Linked DNA regions of Homo sapiens: region 1 is linked to region 2. A link is an interaction called in ENCODE POLR2A ChIA-PET data of the cell type or tissue named here. Cell type or tissue: Panc1. All regions are shown on one strand.

Region 1 (5,000 bases), 190 kb before region 2:
AAAAGGGGCAAGATAGCTCTCTGGGGCCTCTTTTGTAAAGGCACTAATCTCATTTATGAGGGCTCTGCCCTCATGACTTAATCACCTCCCAGAGGCCCAACCTCCAAATACCTTTACATTGGTGATGAGGTTTCAGCATGTGAATTTTTGGGGGACACAAACATTCAGACCATGACAACTATTTCTGGCTTTTCTATATGAATTTTAATATCAGCTAATCATGTTCTGCCAAAAACCCTGTTGGGGATTTTTAAAATTGAAATTGCACTGAATTTATAGACTGCCAAAAGGAAAAACCAAACCAAACCGGAATCTGATCAAGTTTCTAGACCCAAGTGTTAACTTACAGGACATGTGGAAGACAGAGAAACATGTTAAACTACACTATGAGGACGCAATCAGCAAAGTCTAGATTGAAACTCAACAAGACAAGTGACCCAATTTCCTACAAATACACTAAAAGGGGGAAAAAAAAGAAATGGAAGGGAACTTATAAATTCAATGAGATTTAAAGGTCATATCAACCAATTGTAAACAGTTGGTTTGCAAATTCCAAAACAATTATAATAATTATGGGACAATTTGAACTTTGAAAACTGACTGAATATTCAATTATATTAAAGAATTATTTAAATTTTGGGTGTAATAATGGTATCATGATTATGTTAAAAGTCATTTCTCGGTGCAGCGCACCAGCATGGCACATGTATACATATGTAACTAACCTGCACATTGTGCACATGTACCCTAAAACTTAAAGTATAATAATAATAAAAAAAGTCATTTCTCATCTTTGAGAGATATGTTCTCAAGTATATATGAATAAAATGATATGAGCCTAAAATTTGTTTCAAAATAACATGGGAGAGAGAAAGGAGTTGGAGATACAGGTGAACAACACTGGCCAAGAGATGGGTATATGGGATTCACTGTGCTGCTCTGTTCACTTCTGTGTATGTTTGCAGTTTTCCATAATAACAATTCCTTTTAAATTCTATTTTTAAATTGTGCTTTATGTTTTCAAACACTATTTTTTACACAATTGATTTCTGTGTATTGATCTGTATTTAGTAATCTTGCTGAATTCTTTTGTCTTTTAATGTCTTGTCTGTAGAGTCCCTTGAATTTTCCATATAAGTAATAATATAGTCTGGAAATAATACCAGTGTCATTTTCCTCCTTCCTATCCTTTCATCTTTCCTTTTTTTGGTTTCTTTACCGTTCTGGCTAGCATTGCTAGTACAATGTTGAATAGAATCACTGATAGAGGACATCCTTGTCCTAGTCCTGTCTCTAAAGAGAATGCTTCTTGGCCAGGCGCAGTGCCGCATGCCTGTAATCCCAGCACTTTGGGAGGCCCAGGAGGGTGGATCACCTGGGGTCAGGAGTTCGAGACCAGCCTGACTAACATGGTGAAGCTCCATCTCTACTAAATACAAAAAATTAGCCAGGTGCGGTGGTGAGCAACTGTAATCCCAGCTACTTGGGAGGCTGAGGCAGAAGAATTGCTTGAACCTGGGAGGCAGAGGTTGCAGTGAGCCGAGATCGTGCCGTTGCACTCCAGTCTGGGCGACAAGAGCAAAACTGTGTCTCAAAAAAGAAAAAAAAAGAATGCTTCTCAAGTTCTACCATTCAAGTATTCAAGTGTGATGTTTACTATAGGTTTTTCATGGATACTCTTTGTCAAAATCAAGAAGCCCTCTTCTATTCTTAGTCTGATAAGTTTTAATTGGGAATGGGTGAATTTTATTTTTTTCCTTTTGCATCTATTGAGATGACCCTAAGGCTTTTCCCCACTAACCTCTTAGTGTGGATTATAAATATATTTTCATATGTTAGACCCTCTTTGAATTCTTGTGATAAACCAAATTCAGTTGTGTGTATTGTTAATACTTTTAAAAATATAAGCTTAAGAATTTGATTGGTTAATAGTTTATTTAGGAGTTTTGTATGTTTGATCATAAGTGAGATTGGTCTATAATTTTCCTTTTTTTATTTTATTTTTTGAGATGGAGTTTCGTTCTTGTTGCCCGGGCTGGAGTGCAATGGTGCTATCTTGGCTCACTGCAACCTCTGCCTCCCGGGTTCAAGCGATTCTCCTGCCTCAGCCTCCTGAGTAGCTGGGATTACAGGCACGTGCCACCACGCCCAGCTAATTTTGTATTTTTAGTAGAGACGGGGTTTCTCCATGTTGGTCAGGCTGGTCTCGAAGTCCCAGCCTCAGGTGATCCGCTCGCCTTGGCCTCCCATAGTGCTGGGATTACCGGCGTGAGTGACCAGGCCCGGCCTATAATTTTCCTTTCTTATGTTGTCCTTATCTCTAGTTTTAGCTGCTTTTGGGTTTTGACAAATTTAGGTCTCTTGTTAGAAATGAGCTTTTCTTCCTGGAAGGTGAAGAGAATTTTCAGAATCAAGGGACGACTGCTGTTCTCTGGGACTCTGGGGGACTTCCCGGGGGACTTCCCCAGTCTGGGCTGTGTAGGAGTAAACCAGAAACATTCTTAAGCGTGCACCACTTCCTACTTCCTCCTCTTCCAATATGAAGGAGAACTTTGAAATACTTCCCAGAGGAAAAATAGAGCAGTACCAGAGTTAGGTCATGTAGGTGCTAAGGACTAGCAGAATATTTTGCACCTAGTACTGCAGGCTGCAGATAGCAGGGCCTGGCAGTGTGCTGTGCCATGACTGTGCAGGCATCATACTGGGCAATGTGGGGAGCAAGGAGCCCCAGACCTTTGCATGGTGCCATCTTCCAGGCTGTAGATTCTGGTGAGTGGCACCACCAGGACTCCTGGGCACACACTTCTGGTCTCCCTGTTTTCTCCACAGTGTTAGGAGGAACTTTTCCAGCACTGGCTACTCCTCACTTCTTTGCACAGGTCAGGCAATCATTACACTTGCTCCTTCTGGAGCTGTTTATTCCTGAAGCTGGAAACTGCCCAAGGAAAAGTCTTCAAAACGAAACTGACCTGAACGGAACTGAACTGAACTAGATAACCACTAACACTGGGCAGACTCCAGTTACCCTGGTTTTAATAATTAGTTGTCATGCACGATTCTCTTGACTTGTAGGCCTCAGGTTTCTTCATCCATAATATAAAAGAACTTCTAGATCACCTCCAAGATTCATGCTGGCTTAAAAAACATACTGCCATAATTTCGTGATGTTTCCCTGACTTTTTACTATTTCCTCTCAGAAACACAGGGATGGCATCACAACTCAAAGATTCAAGGAGCATGGAGTCATAGAAACCTGGGTTCATCTCTCAGCTTCTCCACTTACTGGCTGTGTGCCCCTTGGGCAAGTTACCTAACCTCTTTGAGCCTCATTTTCCTCATCTGTGGAATAGAAACAATGCACTTTGCCTCATAAGGTTATAGTGAGGATAAAATAAGCTCAAAGTACATAAAGCACCTAGCATTACGTCTTGCTTCATAGTAAATGCCAAAAATGGCCAGGCGCGGTGGCTCACGCCTGTAATCCCAACAGTTTGGGAGGCCGACGCGGGCGTAAGCCCGCAAACAGCCTGGCGAAAACCCGTCTCTACTAAAAATACAAAAATTAGCAGGGCGTGGTGGCAGGCGCCTGCAATCCCAGCTACTCGAGAGGTTGAGGCGGCTGACTTGCTTGAACCTGGGAGGCGGAGGTTGCAGTGAGCCATCACGCCACTGCACTCAAGCCTGGGCAACAGAGTAAGACTCTGTCTCCAAAAAAAAAAAAAAAAAAAGTAAATGCCAAAAATTACTTCCCTTTTCTCCACCCCTAAGTGGAAAATTGGCCAAAATAAAACAGTATCAATTAAAAAGTCCAATTGTTTGGGTGGCACTCCAGGGGTTTGCCTGCCTCCCTGCCTTCTCCCCAGGGACTATGCGTGCCTGCTTTTCAGATGTTTAGACCTTCTAGCTCTGCCAGTCTCCATCTCGGGATGGAGTCCATAGGAGGCCCCAGCGTTAGAGACATCACAAGCCACCACAGAGAGGAAAAGAAAAGACTAAAGGAGGCGACACACTCGGAGAAGTGACCCTTCGGGGAGAGCCCGCCTGGGGTCTTGAGCTCACCAGCGAGGAGCTCCTTTTGTAAGGCCGGGACGACCTCGCGCAGCAGAGAGGCGCTAGGCAGAAGCCTCTCCGACGCCGCGGGGACCCGGAGCGGCGCTATTGAAGCCATAAACGCGGCAGGCCCCGAGAGAAGCTGCTCCCAGCGCGCCTGCTGCGGGGCCCCTGCCGCCGCGGAGGCGCAGATGCCGCACTGCTGGACCACTTTGGCCTCCCTCCCCGATTGGCCACACCTTTTTATTCCCTTTAAAAAAACTGCTTGAAGAATCTTTTCATTCATATTTCTCTAGTTGGGGTGTGTGTGTGTGTGTGTGCATGTGTGTCTGTGTATATGTGTCTGTGTGTGTGTCTATGTATGAATGTGTGTGTGTATATGTCTGTGTGTGTGTGTGTGTGTGTGTGTGTGTAGTATTTCTTTAAATCTCTATTTCCCCGGACCTTGCTGTTTTCTCCCGTGGGGGGCGAACCCTCTTTTTGATAGCTGTTAACATCCAGCATTAATCTATGCAGACAGCCTGGGGAGGTCAGCCTCACTGTTGCCCAGCTCTGCGAGCAAGGATGTGGTACTTAACCACTCTGTGCCTCAATTGTCTCATCTGACAAATAGGGATACCAAGGCCTGCTTCTTTACAGGATTAGTATAAAAGTTAAATGAGGCACTTTACAGAAAATGCATAGCCTGGTGCCTGGCACACAGGGAGTGTGAACTGCTGCCTTCTCTTGATGTCTTCATCACAAATGGGTGAACGCAGTCTAGGTTCGTAAATGCCTTCCTTCATGTCAGCCATTACCTCCTACAGGAAGCCCTACCTGATTTCTCTCTATCTGGATCAGATTTCTGCCCCGGTCTGGATCAGTTGTCCTTCCTGTATTCTCTTAGAGCACTGATCACACTCCACTCACTGGAGCTGTCTGCACACATATCTGTTTCCTCCACCAAAGCG
Region 2 (5,000 bases):
CCTGAAGGAAACTGAGGCTGAGAGTTGCTGAGGCCTGCCCTAAAGGTTGTGGCAAGAGACTCAGCTGGAGGTGAGGTTCCTCTCCTCTAACCTCAACAGGACTCTCCCCACTGGTACGCTACAACAGCTTGGAAGGTAATCGCACTTGTCAGCGTGGGCTTTCCGGAATATGTGCTGCTCATATTCTGGGAAGGGCAGGCAGCGGGGGTGAGGGTGAGACAGGAAATCTTTCTGGAGGCTCTGAAGCCATTCCGGTTTTGGAGCATCCCCAGCAACTCCCACAGAATCAAGCCTTTTAAACTGCCTTTTGGAGAGGTTCGACTGAGAGCAAGGCTGCCTCAATCTGCTTCTGCCCAACTTCCTTTCTGTGAGGCCCCACAAGAGGACTAGAGCAGCGCCCCAGGGAGGATGCGAGGAGAATGGGCTGATTGAGCGATGTGGGCACAGGGCTGGCTGGCTGCCACCGTGCTGTCTGTCAGCAGGCTACAGGGTGGCTTTTCTTCTTGGTTTGCTTGCAGAGCCAGGGAGGCTGGGTGCCAGGGAGAATATTTTCTTTGTTTGGGAAAAGCCGTGTCCATCTGGCTTGCTCTGTAGCCTGTAGCCTCTCGCCTGAGAAGCTTTCCTGCCACTGGACATGGATCCCACTGGCAGGGTCTCTGCTGTGACCGACAGAAGATGCCGGCCCTGGGAGAGGCAACCAGTGAGGGCCCTACACAGAGCATGCCTGCGCCTGGACTGACCCAGCCTTCAGTTCATCCACCCCACAGACATTGGCTCAGGGTCTCCCCTGGTGGAATGTGGACCATGGCCTGTTGTTACAGGCTCAGGTAGATTGTCGACAATGGTGCTCCAGTATTCTCGGCCTGGGGGAGCTTGCATCCTGCATAGCCCCTTAATTTTTGCAGATGAGGACACTGAGACTCAGAGATCTGAAATAGCTTGTCCAAGGTCACACAAGAAAGCCAGGTTCAAGGCCTGGCTCCACCACTGCCTTGTCTTGTGGCCTTGAGCAAGTTCCTTGGCCTTGCTGGGCCTGTTTCCTAATCTCTGAAGGGGGATAAGTACCTAGTCCACAAGGCTAATGTGGGAGTTAAATGAGATGATCCAGCTGAGGGCCTCATCAAAGGCCCTCTGCTCATGGGAGGAGTCCCGTACAGTCCACCTCCATCTCTGAATCTGCATTACCCTTGTTTTATTATTGTCATGCAGTTGGCAACAACCACTACAATCAAATGAAGACCTCGGAAGCCAAGGCTGTGCAGCTGTTGCACAAAGTTCCTCGAAAGTCCCTCTTGCCTTCCATCCTCCCCATGTTCCCACATGGTAGAGATGGCAAGTCTCCTTTCTTTCATTTTACTGATGAGATAAAACTTCAGTCAAAGATGTGTCCTAAACCTGTGCTCTCCACTTCCTGGTTTCCCTGCTCTTTCTGTCTCCACCTGCTGCCAATTAGAATATTCCCACTGGTAGGATATTCCAGCCATGAGGGCGCTGAGTGTGGGAAAGAAGGAATACCCCCTCCCACCCCAAATCAATGGAAATCACCTCAGCATTCTTCTTACTGTTTTCTATTTTTTCTTGGGTTCATCTCCAGGGGCTGCGGGTTGGGGGCTAAGGACTGGGGGTCCTTGACTGACTGCACAGGGCTGGATCTGACGGAGCAGATAGAACGCATTTCCCAGCTCTGGGGCTGTGGCCAGTGACAACTTTAACGGCAAAGAATTACCATCAATTGTGTCCTGTGGCTGAAGGGATTTATGGACATTTTATGTGACTCTATGGACACAGACCCAAGGTTCCAACTGAACAGAGCTGGGAAGAAACACAGTGGCCCTTGTTAAACGGAAAGAATGAGTTTAATGTATACAGGGAGAGGGTAAGGGGTGGCGGTGGGGAGACAGAAGGAAAGGAGGTTCCCCGTGTTAAATATTTACAATTTGGGACTTGGGTCCTGTATTTCCAAAGGTGGTGGCAGGAGGGTGATTTCCGTAATATATTCCTCCCTCAAAACCCACCTTGCATGAGAAACTGCAGCAGGCACAAAATATTGCTCATGAATATTAATCAGTAAACTCCCCCTGCCAGTTGGGAATGGGGGCTGGTACTAAAATACTCCCTCCCCAACCCCCAAAGGCAAACAGCCCCCAAGGAAAACCCTGAAGCCAGCTCCCCAGGCTGACAGCAGAAGTATTCCTGGCCGTGGGGTCAGAGGGCATGGCCAGGGGAGGGGTCAGCTTTGTTTCCACTGTGTGTTGGTGAATGCCAAACCTTTATGGAACTTTGCTAGCTGTGTTTTGGGCTATTTAGCTGCAAAACCAAAAGATTTATTTTTTCCCTCTCTCTCCTTTTGGGTTTTGTCTTCCACTGGCAGCAGTAACATATGCAGGTCTGGAGGCCGTTAAGGCAGGCCAGGCTCTCTCCCATCCGAAGAAAAGAAAAGACAGGTCTTAATTAAAAGAGAACCCAACATTTGTAAAGCCAGCACAAACATTCCCAACATCCACCACCATTGCTTCTGTGATCTTTTCAATAGACAAAGGAAAAATGAGTGGCATGGGAGGCATCTTTCATGATACATTTTATCTGTACAACCTGTTACCTTTTTTTTTTTTTTTTTTTTTTTTTTGAGATGGAGTCTCGCTCTGTCACCCAGGCTGCAGTGCAGTGGCGCCATCTCGGCTCACTGCAAGCTCTGCCTCCCGGGTTCACACCATTCTCCTGCCTCAGCCTCCCAAGTAGCTGGGACTACAGGCACCCACCACCACACCCGGCTAATTTTTTTTTTTATATATATTTAGTAGAGACGGGGTTTCACCGTGTTAGCCAGGGTGGTCTTGATCTCCTCACCTCGTGATCCACCCGCCTCGGCCTCCCAAAGTGCTGGGATTACAGGCGTGAGCCACTGTGCCCAGCCAACCTGTTACCTTTTATAAAACATTTCCACAAGCTCCAGTATCTACTGCTATCTTTGCATCAGTTCTGAGAAGGGGCTTATGGTCCGCTTTTACAGGTGAGAAAACTGAGCCTTTTGACTAACTTCATCAAGATTACAGGGATTTGGAAGAGGCAGAACTAGCACTCCAGCCCAAGTTTCTGTCTCCAATCACAGATATTTTCTCAATAGATCAACTAAGTGATGTAATTAACTTCTCTGGATCTCATTTTTCCAAATCTGTCAAAGAAAGCTGTTGCCTAAGTTCCATTCAAATCTTCTGAAGTATTCTTCCTGGTCCTTTATAACAAACAGTCCATCAAAAGGGTGTCGAAGCATGATAATATGAGAAGGAGTCAAATTGTGTATCTCAGTAGCATTTAGGGTTTTACATTAAGTCCCCAGCGTGTGACAAAGATGGGATTTGTTTCCATGCTGCTCTCAAACACCAGTCAGGATGGTTATAAAATCAATCTGGAATATCTCCCATAGAGGCCCTCTGGCATTTTGGATGTGGAAGCTGCTTCTAGCATTGTCAGGTGTCTAAAAGTATGTGATTTTAGTCAAGAATACCATCCTGTTTTCAATACCATGATGCTGTTAGTGAAAATGTGACTATGAAGTATACTATTGGTTGTCCGTACATAGATTGTACTTTAAGGAGTGTATTCATGGCAGGGGTTTGGGGCAGGAATTTGTGATTAGGTCCTTTGTGAGGGACAGGTGACAGGACATAGCAATGCTTAGGCTCAAATCATCTTTTTTTTGTTCTTGGGTAGGAAGCTATATCCCAATTTACACAACCCAGATGAAAGTGTTCTGGTGACTTTTTGGAGGCCACCAGGATATGTGTTTAGAGTCTTGATCTAGTTGCTATTGTCTTAGTTAGTGTGGATGTAGCAAAGTCTTTAGCCTGCAGCTGTGACAACTTATACTCCTTAGGAGCAGGTCTGGGTGGAGAAACCCAGGGATGAGGTCCCCTGACCCAAGTCCGAAAAGCCCAGATGCCCTGATTTGGTAGAGAAGCAAGTCCTTTGGTACTGAGCTCCCCACCTGTCCCTCTCTGGTGCCTTTTGCTTCTGGGAAGAAGAGACCAGGGGGCATCAGGGAACCAATGTGGCTTGGCAGTTACTTTGCTTCTCTGAATTCCAGTCTGTTGGGAGTGTGACATCACTGGAGAGGATGCCAGAGGTGAGCACTGTGGGAACATTTCTGTTTTCTCCTGCTCTCCAGTCTGTCTGTAATAACAAAGATGAGGCAACTGATAACAGAGGTGAGGTAGTGGAGAGGTCAGCCGTTTGGCTCTGGAGTTAGACTCCCTGGGTTCAAGCCCTAGCTCTTCTGTACTGGGATCTTGGCAAATTCCTTGACCTCAGTGTGCCTGTTTCTTCATCTGTGAAATGGGGAGAATATTCTCACCACACAGGGTTGCTGAACGGATTAAGTTAGACAGTTATCATAGCTCACAGCACAGCACGAATGACCGGCTCACGTTAGTTCCTGCCGCCAAGCTTCTGGTTTGGCTGTGGCATAGGTTGAGAGCATCCCACCTCCCTGGCCCCTGGGTCAGGGCCACATACCCTCCTCTGGTTGTAGAACACTGGGAAATTACCCATGCTTTGTCTTTTCACTTTTCTTCAGAAATGTGGGACAGCTCAGTCTCTTTGGGTTCGTTGCCAGAACATGAAGCTCTAAGCAAAGCAGTGTGGCGCATATGGGACCACTTTTTGACAAGCTGGCTCCATGCAGGCCGCCAGGTGGAAGAACACTCTGATCCTCAGGGAAGCCAAATTCCAATAGACTCTGTGGGGTACAGCCAAGACAGGAAGCAGGCTCTAGTGTCCCCACATATTCTGGAACAGTGGTCTTAAGGGGGCCTAGAAGCTAGCCAGAATCTATGCAAATTACAAGGAAGCATTTGTCCTTTTCCCAGATTCTTAAAGGGGCCTGAGACCCCAAAATGGGAAAGAGTCATTGTCAGAGAGGACGATGACCTCAGACAGCCAGGAGGGGGAACCTGGACGAATGGCCCAACGTGGGATGATCATCAGTGGGTGGATCAGGCTCC

What was found. ChIA-PET counts read pairs that join two places held together with the same protein. Peaks named below come from ENCODE experiments on the same cell type or tissue, not always from the same donor. Only the 100,000 strongest peaks of a DNase experiment are listed, where the experiment ranks them.
Region 1: POLR2A ChIA-PET joins it to region 2 with 11 read pairs; 3 of 35 experiments call an interaction of 5 or more read pairs at or near these places.

Annotation. Positions count from the first base shown.
Region 1 is chr2:202,170,576-202,175,575 of GRCh38, reverse strand. The region is part of intron 15 of KIAA2012; the gene reads right to left. Among named protein-coding and RNA genes, the nearest start is that of KIAA2012-AS1, 56 kb to the right of the region's middle. RefSeq lists enhancers at 2,396-2,605, 3,858-4,676. In Panc1, no CTCF peak of the experiment used is centred here; no DNase peak of the experiment used is centred here; H3K4me3 peaks cover 183 bases; H3K27ac peaks cover 1,000 bases.
Region 2 is chr2:201,980,782-201,985,781 of GRCh38, reverse strand. No RefSeq gene overlaps it. Among named protein-coding and RNA genes, the nearest start is that of FZD7, 51 kb to the left of the region's middle. In Panc1, no CTCF peak of the experiment used is centred here; no DNase peak of the experiment used is centred here; H3K27ac peaks cover 293 bases.